Regions from separate parts of the Homo sapiens genome. Here region 2 is linked to region 1. Evidence: read pairs that join two places in POLR2A ChIA-PET (ENCODE). Cell type or tissue: Panc1. All regions are shown on one strand. Each heading gives the region's core, and the rest is flanking DNA. Links, peaks and the distances in the headings are about the cores only. Region 1 overlaps LOC124900647 (nascent polypeptide-associated complex subunit alpha, muscle-specific form-like). Region 2 overlaps MAEA (macrophage erythroblast attacher, E3 ubiquitin ligase).

Region 1 (5,376 bases), core at 319-5,318:
TCTTGCAGTGTTTGTCCTTCTGTGACTGGCTTATTAGCATAGTGTCCTCAAGGTTCATCCATGTTGCTTAAGATTGCACAATTTCCTTATTTCTTAAGGCTAAATAATATTCTATTGTATGACTATACCGTATGTTCTTTACTCATTTGTCCATCAATGGACATATAGGTTGCTTCTACATTTTGACTATTGTAAATAGTGCTGTTATGAAAATGGGGTGCTAATATCTCTTTGACATCTTGATTTCAATTATTTTGGGTAAATACCCAGAAGTGGGGTTGCTAGATCATATGAGGTTCTAGTTTTAGTTTTAGTGTTTTTTTGGTTTGGTTTTGTTTTTGTTTGTTTGTTTGTTTTTTGAGACGGAGTCTAGCTCTGTCGCCCAGGCTGGAGGGCAGTGGCGCAACCTTGGTTTACTGCAACCTCCACCTCCCAGGTTCAAGCAGTTCTCTGCCTCAGCCTCCCACCAGCATGCCCAGCTAATTTTTGTATTTTTTAGTAAAGACAGGGTTTCACCATCTTGGCCAGGCTGGTCTTGAACTCCTGACTTCATGATCCACCCGCCTCGGCTTCCCAAAGTGCTGGGATTACAGGTGTGAGCCACCACACCCGGCCAGTTTTAGTGTTTTGAGGAACGTCCATTCTGTTTTCCACAGCAGCTGCACCCACTTTGCTTTCCCACCAGCAGTGCACAAGCGTTCCAGTGTCTCCACATTCTCACCAATACTTGTTTTTTTTTTTTTTTAAATAGCCATCCTGACAGATATGAGGTGATGTTTCATTGCTTTGATTTGCATTTCCTTCATGGCATTGAGATTTTTTCATACACCTGCTGGTCATTTGAATATCTTGTTTAGAGAAATGTCTATTTAAGTCCTTAGCCCACTTTCAGATTGGGTTATTGGGTTTTTTGCTATTGAGTTGTAGGCATTCCTTATATATTTTAGAGCTTAGCCCCTTGTCAGGTAGACATGGTTTGCAAATATTTTCTCCCATTGCATGGGTTACCTTTTTACCATTTTGTTTCCTTTACCATGCAGAAGCTTTTGAGTCTGATGCAGTCTCATTTGTCAGTTTCTGCTTTTGTTGCCTGTGCTTTTGTTGTTATATCCGTGAAATTATTGCCAAGACCAGTGTTATGAAACTTTTCTTCCCTCATGGTTTTTCATAGGAGTTTAACAGTTTCAGGTATTACATTTAGGTCTTTAATCTATTTTTGGTTTATTTTTGCGTATGGTGTAAAATAAAGGTCCAATTTCATTATCTTGCATGTGGATATCCAGTTTTCCCAGCACCACTTATTAAAGAGACTGTCCTTTCTCCACCCTATTCTTGTCACCTTTGTCAAAGATCAGTTGACCATATATGTGTGGATTTATTTCTGGGCTCTTTATTCTGTTCCATTGGTCTGTCTGTCTTCACACTAGTATTATACTGGTTTTTTGTTGTTGTTGTTTGTTTTTTGTTTTTCCGAGACAGAGTCTCACTGTGTTGCCCAGGCTGACATGCAGTGGCGTGATCTCAGCTCACTGCAACCTCCACCTCCCGGGTTCAAGTGACTCTCCTGCTTCAGCCTCCCCAGTAGCTGGGACTACAGGCATCCATGCCCAGCTAATTTTTTTATTTTTAATAGAGACAGGGTTTCACCATGTTGACCAGGCTGATCTCGAACTCTGACCTCAAGTGATCTCCCCACCTCAGCCTCCCAAAATGCTGGAAATGCTGGGATTACAGGCGTGAGACACCACACCCAGCCCACAGTGTCTTGATTACTGTTGCTTTATAGTATATTTTGAAATCGAGTCTAGATGAAGAAAAAGAGACAATTCAAATAAAACCAGAGTGAAAGAGGAGACATTAAAACTGATGCCATAGATATAAAAATGATAATAAGAGACTAGTATGAATAATTATATGCCAGCAAACTGAATAACCTAAAAGAAACAGATAAACTCCTAAAAACACACAATCTATCCAGACTGAATCATGAAGAAACAGAAAGTCTGAATATCTCCTTAACTAATATGGAGATTGAGTACATAATCCAGCACCTTCCAATAAAGAAAAGCCCAGGACCAGATGGCTTCACTGGCAAATTCAACCAGCGTTTAAAGAAGAATCAACACCAATCCTTCTCAGATTCTTTTCAAAAGTTGAAGAGGAGGGAACCATTCCAAACTCATTTTATGAGAACAGCACTACCCTGATACTAAAGCCAGACAAAGACACTACAAGAAAAGAAAACTATAGGCCAGTATTCCTGATGAATATAGATGCAAAAGTCCTCAACAAAATACTGGTGAGCCAAATCAAAGACGCTTTAAAAGGATCATATTATTACACCATAACCAAGTAGGGTTTATCCCTGGGGTGCAAAGATGGTTCAGCACACATAAATCAATATGGTATATTGTATTAACAGAATAAAAGATAAAAATCACATGATTATCTCAATAGATGTAGAAGAAGCATTTAACACAATTCAGCATCCTTTCATGATAAAAGTTATCAAATTAGAAATAGTAGGAAAGTACCTCAGCATAATAAAGACATTATATGAAAAGTCAACAGCTAACATCATACTCACTGGGGAAAACAAAAGCTTTTCCTTTACGATCAGGAAAAAGGCAAGGATACCTGCTTTTGTCACTTTTATTCAACATAGTACTGGAAGTCCTAGCAAGAGCATTTAGGCAAGAAAAAGAAATAAAAGACATCCAAATAGGAAAGGAAAATAATATTGTCCCTGTTTGCAGATGACATGATCCTATACATAGAAAACCCTAAAGACTACATAAAAAACTGTGAGAACTGGCTGGGCATGGTGGCTCACACCTCTAATCCCAGCACTTTGGGAGGCTGAAGCAGGCAGATCAGGAGGTCAGGAGATCGAGACCATCCTGGCTAACACAGTGAAACCCTGCCTCTACTAAAAAAAATACAAAAAATTAGTTGGGCATGGTGGCAGGCGCCTGTAGTCCCAGCTACTCGGGAGGCAGGAGAATGGTGTGAACCCAGGAGGTGGAGTTTTCAGTGAGCCAAGATCGTGCCACTGCACTCCAACCTGGGCAACAGAGCGAGACTCTGTCTCAAAAAACAAAACAAAACAAAACAAACTGTGAGAATGAATAAATGAATTCAGTGAAGTTGCAGGATACAAAATCAATGCAGAAAATGAGATGCATTTCTATACACTAACAATGAACTATTTGAAAAGACAATTAGGAAAACAGTCCCATTTACAATACCACCAAAAAGTATGAAATACTTAGGAATAGACTTAACAAAGGAAGTGATAGACTAGTATACAAAAATTACAGAACATTAATGAAAGAAAGAAGACACAAAAGCCATCTCGGGTTCATGGATTGCAGTACTTCATATTGTTAAAATGTCCGTACTACCCAATGCAATCTACCAAATCAATGCAATCCCTATCAAAATTTCGATGGACAGAAATAGAAAAACAATTCTAAAATTCATATGGAACCAAAAAAGACTATGAAGAGCCAAATTAATCTTGAGAGAGAACAAAGTTGGAGTCATCACACTTCCTGATTTCAAAATCTATCACAAAGTCGTTTTTCCCTTTCCGTTCAGCATCTCTGAAGATGCCATAGCTTCTGTTGAAACGTTAACAAAATCATTTTTAAGATTGAAGTAACTGTGCCCTGATATGATTGTGGTTTTCCCTTTGGTTATTTTTAATTTTTTTCTGTTTGTATTTGGCTTTCGATAGTGTGACAATGATGTACCTAGGTGTGGTTGTCCTTATATTTATCCTCATTTGGGGTACTCTGAGCTCCTTGAATCTCTGGGTTGATGTCTTCCATCAATTTTCAAAATTTTTTGGCCATTATGTCTTTAAATATTGCCTTTTCTCCATTCTCTCTCACCTTTCTCTTTGGGGCTGCAATTGCATGTATCTTAGGCCATTTGTCTTCCTCACATATCTTACACTCCTTTCTGGTCTTTTCATTCTTTTTTCTATTGAAATCTCTTCCAGTTCACTAATCTAATCTCCTTCACTAATCTTCTTTCCTGGTCTTTTGTTGACTCTATCGAATGAGTTCTTCAGACATTGTGTTTTTCAGTTCCAGAATGTCCACTTGGTTTTTTAAAAAGAGATCCTAATTATTGAAATTCTCCATCTTTTCATATATCTTGTTCATCAATTTCCCTATTTTCTTTAACATATTAATAGTAATTTTAAAGTCCCGCTCTGAATCATCTGTGTATCTCTTTCTATTGCCTGTTTAATATTTTGGCTTCTGGTCATTCAATCTTTTTTTTTTTTTTTAAAGCATGCCTCATAATTTGGGATTGGATGCTGTACACCATAGAGGGTTTTTTTTATTTTTTTGGTATATTGTAGAGGGTTTGAATAATGCTATCCTCCTCCAAGGAGGGTTATTTCCTGCTAGCAAACAGGGCTGATCTATTCCAGTTTTGTCCTTATTCCTAGAATGTAACCCACCCCTGGGATGTAGTCCTTATTTCTAGGGCCTGATCTTATGCCCAGAGTGTAACCCTTGTAGGGTCCAGGGTGTTTTCTGAGATCCCTCCACCTTGTTGGGTCATGGTCCTTTCCTGCCAGGTCCATGTGGCTGACAAAACCTCTGCTTCATTCTTCAGCGGTTGCTGTTTCCTGCTGGTTGTTTTTGTTTGCCTGTTTTGAGTCTCTCTCTGCTTTTATGTAACTTAGGTATCAGCCAGTTATTTGAGGAAGATTTTAATTCAGATTATTAGGCTCCTTATTTTTGTTTCCTTCCTTTTCTGGATTTCCCTCCTCACTTCCCAGCCACTTTGGCAGTCCTGAACTCTGACCTCTCTTTCCTTGGCCCTTTCTCTTGAGATTTATTACCCTAATATACAATTTGAAATTTTCCTGAGTGGAAAACACCAGGATGATTGTGGAGCTCACCTCGTGTCTTTTCCCTCTCCAAAGATCGTGGCCTCTTAAGTCCTGTCTGTGTTGGTTGTACTCAATGCCTTCAAACAGGTGCTTTAGATGCCCATTGCTCTTGGAATTCCCAGCCTTCAGAACTGTGAGAAATGTATTTCTTTTCTTTATAAATTACACAGTCTGTGGCATTCTGATATAGCAACACAATATGGATTGTGACAGATGGCCAACAGGCATCTCAGATTTAATTAATCCAGAAAAAAAAATTCCTGACCCCCCGCCCTCCCACCCTGACCCAAACCATGGTCTGCAGTCTTCTCCATCTCTGTAAATTCTTGTTTATTTGTCTCTTTGTGAACCCCATTTTCATTCTGTCAGAATGTCTTATAGGTTCTGCCTTCCAAATGCATCTGGTATCTGACCATAGCTCCTCTCGCTGGAGCTCCCTTGATCCAAGCCCCATCCTCTTT
Region 2 (5,376 bases), core at 173-5,172, 190 kb after region 1:
CCTGCCAAGACAAGCTTTTCTTGTTTGACTCCCATTTTGCTCATAAGAAATTTGAATCAGGGCTGTGTGTGGTGGCTCACCCCTGGAATCCCAGCACTTTGGGAGGCTGAGGTGGGAGGACTGCTTGAGCCCAGGGGTTTGAGAACAGCCTGGGGAACATAGTGAGACCCCACCTCTACAAAAAAAATTTTTTTGAAAATTAGCTGGGCATAGTAGCACCTGCCTATAGTCCAGCTACCCAGGAGGCTGAGGTGGGAGGATCACTTGAGCCCATAAGGTTGAGGCTGCAGTGAGCCAAGATTGTGCCACTGCACTCCAGCTGGGGTGACAGAGCAGGACCTTGTCTCCAAAAAAAAAAAAAGCAGTTGAGAAAGGTTCAGGAAGCCTTTCAGCCTGGAGCGTTCAGCCGGGGCCCAGCTTCCTTGCCTGTCCCCCTGGTTCTCCTTTCTCTACAGCCCCTGAGTCAGGAGTTAGGCTGCACCGTCTTCCGTGGTTCTTTCTCTTGCTGACGCTTTGTATTTTATCTGTAAATATTGGAGCCTCCGACTCTCCGCGGTCACTGGGGTAGGGTTGGGGGTTCTGCCATCACTAACCAGGCACCCTGTGCTCAGACCTGGCCCCAACCCAGCAGCTGGCTGCTCCTGGGTGAGTGGCTCCACTCTGCACCCGTGCCCACCCCTGCACCCACCCCATGCCCACCGTGTGCTCACCCCCTTGCCCACCCCCATGCCCGTGCTCACCTCTGCACCCACCCCATGCCCACCCCCATGCCCACCTGTGCTCACCCCCATGCCCACTCCCGTGCCCATGTGCCCACCCCTGCACCCACCCCATGCCCACCGTGTGCTCACCCCCCTGCCCACCCCCATGCCCGTGCTCACCTCTGCACCCACCCCATGCCCACCCCCATGCCCACCTGTGCTCACCCCCATGCCCACTCCCGTGCCCATGTGCCCACCCCTGCACCCACCCCCATGCCCGTGTGCTCACCCCTGCACCCATCCCATGCCTACCGTGCTCACCCCCATGCCCACCCCATGCCCACCATGTGCTCACCCCTGCACCCACCCCCATGCCCGTGTGCTCACCCCTGCACCCATCCCATGCCTACCGTGCTCACCCCCATGCCCACCCCATGCCCACCATGTGCTCACCCCTGCATCCACCCCCATGCCCACCCCTGTGCTCATCACACTGGGAACAGTTTCAGTTCCTGGAAAAGGGGGAAGCAGATAAAACCTCCTGGAGTTGACAGTTTGTTCTCTGAGCCTGGCACCAGTCTCTGTCAGAGGCCGGGGTGTTTCCCGGCAGCCCCCACCTGCCACCCTGTAGGGACTGCAAAGCCCTGGGCAGTCCCAGACCTGCTGCCTTCTGAAAGCTGCTGGAAGCTCAGCCTGAATTCTCCTGGTTCTCAGGCGTTTGGGGCATCTCATAATAAATCATCATTAGGTCACGAGGATCTTCAGGGGTGGGGTCTGAGCTTCCCAGACTGTGAGTTGGCACCTTGTTTCTCTCGCTTGCTCTGGAGAGGATTTTGTTAGAAATGCAGGAAAGGCTGACCCATACAGGGGGCTGAGACTTCGGGCCTAGGCCGGGTGGAGCATGCACCTCTCACCGGACGCAGCCCTGCAGTGTGGTAAAGAGGGAGGCAGGCAGTGCCAGCCCCAAGGCTCATCTGTTGCCAGATTCAGGGGGCACAACCGTGTCTCGTGGCAGGAAAATGGGCCCCGTTGCCATGGGTCAGGCAAGAAACAGAAGGAAGCATTTTGTTCAGAGAATGGCAGAAGCCACCAGAAGCCCAGAGGCAACCAGTCCTGGGGAGTGAGGATGCCAGGAGCTGTTCTTCTCAGTGAGGACCTTCTGGACTGTGGGCTTCCTCCCTTGTAGACTTTGATTTTTAGACAAAAATGAGATTTAAAACAGCCTTTAAAAATGTTGGAGTTAAGTGTGGTGTTTACCCTAAACTGAGACTGAGAAGCTTACAGAGACTGATGGGTGACGTCCCCTGATGACCACCTCCCCTCCCTCCAGGTGTGGCCGTCTCCCCCCAAGCTAGAGACTGAGCGGCCTTTCTGGGTTGATGTGAAGGTTTTTCTCTCCTGTGCTCACACACGCTCTCTCTCTTAAGTCTAAACCTGAGGTTATTTAGGGACAGACATTCATCAGGTTTAATTTTCTGTTCTGTGATGCTTTAACCTAACATGGACCGGTTGTTTTCCATTTCATACATGATTTCTCTGAAGTAAGAGTTTTTACACCTAATGCTCTGAGGTGCACTCTGCACTGAGCTGTCCTTCCAGCTGTGTGAGTCTATTTTTTGTCACAGTGCACAGGTTGCACACATTCCAGATCATTCAAGTTGATTCACAAGTGAGTGTAGCAGAGTTAAGTCAGCACCAGCCCTGTGGCATGTTGAAATCAGAGTTAAGTCAGCACTGGCCCCACAGTGTGTTGAAATCAGAGTTAAGTCAGCACTGGCCCCACAGTGTGTTGAAATCACAGAGTTAAGTCAGCACTGGCCCCATGGCGTGTTGAAACCACAGAGTTAAGTCAGCACTGGCCCCACAGTGTGTTGAAATCACAGAGTTAAGTCAGCACTGGCCCCATGGCGTGTTGAAACCACAGAGTTAAGTCAGCTCTGGCCCCCACAGTGTGTTGAAATCACAGAGTTAAGTCAGCACTGGCCCCATGGCGTGTTGAAACCACAGAGTTAAGTCAGCACTGGCCCCACAGTGTGTTGAAATCACAGAGTTAAGTCAACACCTGCCCTGCAGTGTGTTGAAATCACAGAGTTAAGTCAGCACCTGCCCTGCAGTGTGTTGAAATCACAGAGTTAAGTCAGCACCTGCCCTGCAGTGTGTTGAAATCAGAGTTAAGTCAGCACCTGCCCTGCAGTGTGTTGAAATCACAGAGTTAAGTCAGCACCTGCCCTGCAGTGTGTTGAAATCACAGAGTTAAGTCAGCACCTGCCCTGCAGTGTGTTGAAATCAGAGTTAAGTCAGCACCTGCCCTGCAGTGTGTTGAAATCACAGAGTTAAGTCAGCACCTGCCCTGCAGTGTGTTGAAATCACAGAGTTAAGTCAGCACCTGCCCTGCAGTGTGTTGAAATCAGAGTTAAGTCAGCACTCATCCCGCAGCATGTTGAAATCAGGGAGTTAGATCAGCACTGGCCTTGCAGCATGTTGAAATCAGAGAGTTCCAGCACTCGTCCCGCAGAGTGTTGAAATCAGAGTTAAGTCAGCCCTTGTCCTGCAGGTGTTGAAATCAGAGCGTTAAGTCAGCACTGGCCTCACAGCGTGTTGAAATCAGAGACTTAAGTCAGAACTGGCCCCACAGTATTTTGAAATCAGAGAAGTCAGCACTCCCCCGACAGTGTGTTGAAATCAGAGTTAAGTCAGCACTCACCCCACAGCATGTTGAAATCGGAGTTAAGTCAGCACTCACCCCACAGCATGTTAAAATCAGAGTTAAGTCAGCACTCATCCCACAGTGTGTTGAAATCAGAGTTAAGTCAGCACTTGTCCCGCAGCATGTTGAAATCAGAGTTAAGTTCATACTGGCCTCGCAGTGTGTTGAAATCAGAGAGTTAAGTCAGCACTGACCCTGTAGCATGTTGAAATCAGAGTTAAGTCAGCACTCATCCCGCAGCATGTTGAAATCATAGTTAAGTCAGCACTCATCCCACTGTGTGTATCAGTCAACACTTGAGGGAGTTATGCTTTGTGCTGACCCTTAGTGCAAAGTGTGTGGGTCACTGGGGGATGGCTGTGGGCCGATGGCACCTGCTTCACCATGGTCCACGTTTTTAAGCTGTCCCAGGAGCTTCCCTGGGAGCATCCCCAGGACCCTCTGCTCTCTGTCTTCCAGGACCTTCTGGACCCTGCACGGTGGCGGATGCTGATCCAGCAGTTCCGGTACGACAACTACCGACTACACCAGCTGGGAAACAATTCTGTGTTCACCCTCACCCTGCAGGCTGGCCTCTCAGCCATCAAGACACCGTATCCTACCTCCCGTGCGCAGTGCGGTTTGGCCTGGGGTTGGCATCTTTGGTCATATTTTAACACGCTGACCCTGCACCTTGCCACTCTTGTCCTCCCACCACAGACAGCCCCGAGCTCCCGTGTGCTGCACTTGCGTGGTGTCTGGATGGTCGGGGTGGGGCCGTGTTGAGGGGCCTCGGATGCGTCGTGCAGCCTTCACTCTGGGAAGTGGCGCGCTTCCTCTCTCATCATCTCAGAGGCCGCCATGGGCATTGATCTAAAAGCCCGATTTTGATGTGTTCTGGCAGCCGGCAGATTACCATTCAGAATAGTTTTCCCGTGTGATTACCAAGAACCTTGCCTGTGACTGACTCTGTCCCGCCTGTGACTGACTCTGTCCCACCTGTGACCGACTCTGTCTGCCTGTGACTCTGTCCCTGCCTGTGACTGACTCCATCCTGCCTGTGACTCTGTCCCACCTGCGACTCACTGAGTTCCTGCCTGTGACTCACTCGGCTCCCGCCTGCAACGGACTTGGTCCCTGCCTGCGACTCACTGTGGCCCTGCCTGTGACTGAGTCTGTCCCGTTTGTGACTGATTCCTTCCTGTGACTGACTCTGTCCCACCTGCAACTGACTTCTTCCTGCCTGTGACAGACTCTGCCCCTGCCTGCGACTGAGTCTGTCCCTTCCTGCAACTGAGTCCATCCCGCCTGTGACTCTGTCCTCGCCTGTGACTGACTCTGCCCCTGCCCTGTGACTGTCTCACCTGTGACTGACTCCGTCCTGCCTGTGACTCAGCCTCTTACTGACTCTACCCCTGCCTGTGACTGACTCTGCCCTCTCCTGTGACTGACTCTGTCCCCACCTGTGACTGACTCTGTCCCCACCTGTGACTGACTGTCCTCCTGCAACTGACTCTGTCCCCGCCTATGAATGTCTTTCATGTGACCTGCCTCAGGCCCAGAGGGCAGTGAGTGTTTCGCGATTGCTGCTGGTACCTGGCTGTGCCGGGGTATGAATGAGACTCAGGCCCCCTCCCTTGTCCCCTCTTTGTGGAACTCTGGGCGAGAGGGCTGGCGTGCTTGCCCACTGCCTGTTCCTAGGTGCCAGCAGAACGTCCCTGCTGGGTGGCTCTTGTCCTGCCTGGAGAGGTTGCGTGGCCGGGGAGAGGGCGGCGGGCGACGGAGCCACTCTGTGCCTGTGGTCCTGGTGCTGGAGGCCGGGGTGAGAAGGCGCAGGCTTCTTGTCTCCACCGAGGCCTCAGTGGGGCTGTTTAGCTGTCGAGTGCAGCACTTCCTGTGCCTCGAAAGACAGCCCCGTGTAGTCAGCATGGCGCCCACATAGCCAGAAGGGCACGCAGCCCAGGGCAGAGTGGCCACAGGGGGCTGGGC

What was found. ChIA-PET counts read pairs that join two places held together with the same protein. Peaks named below come from ENCODE experiments on the same cell type or tissue, not always from the same donor. Only the 100,000 strongest peaks of a DNase experiment are listed, where the experiment ranks them.
Region 2: POLR2A ChIA-PET joins it to region 1 with 7 read pairs; 6 of 35 experiments call an interaction of 5 or more read pairs at or near these places.

The regions. Positions count from the first base shown.
Region 1 is chr4:1,137,997-1,143,372 of GRCh38, forward strand. All of the region lies in intron 1 of LOC124900647 (nascent polypeptide-associated complex subunit alpha, muscle-specific form-like), which reads left to right. Among named protein-coding and RNA genes, the nearest start is that of RNF212, 27 kb to the left of the region's middle. In Panc1, for the core only: no CTCF peak of the experiment used is centred there; no DNase peak of the experiment used is centred there; H3K27me3 peaks cover 688 bases.
Region 2 is chr4:1,332,994-1,338,369 of GRCh38, forward strand. It overlaps MAEA (macrophage erythroblast attacher, E3 ubiquitin ligase), which reads left to right. Exons shown (of 9, transcript NM_001017405.3): 7 at 3,868-4,001. Among named protein-coding and RNA genes, the nearest start is that of UVSSA, 12 kb to the right of the region's middle. In Panc1, for the core only: no CTCF peak of the experiment used is centred there; DNase peaks (open chromatin) are centred at 3,275 and 4,646.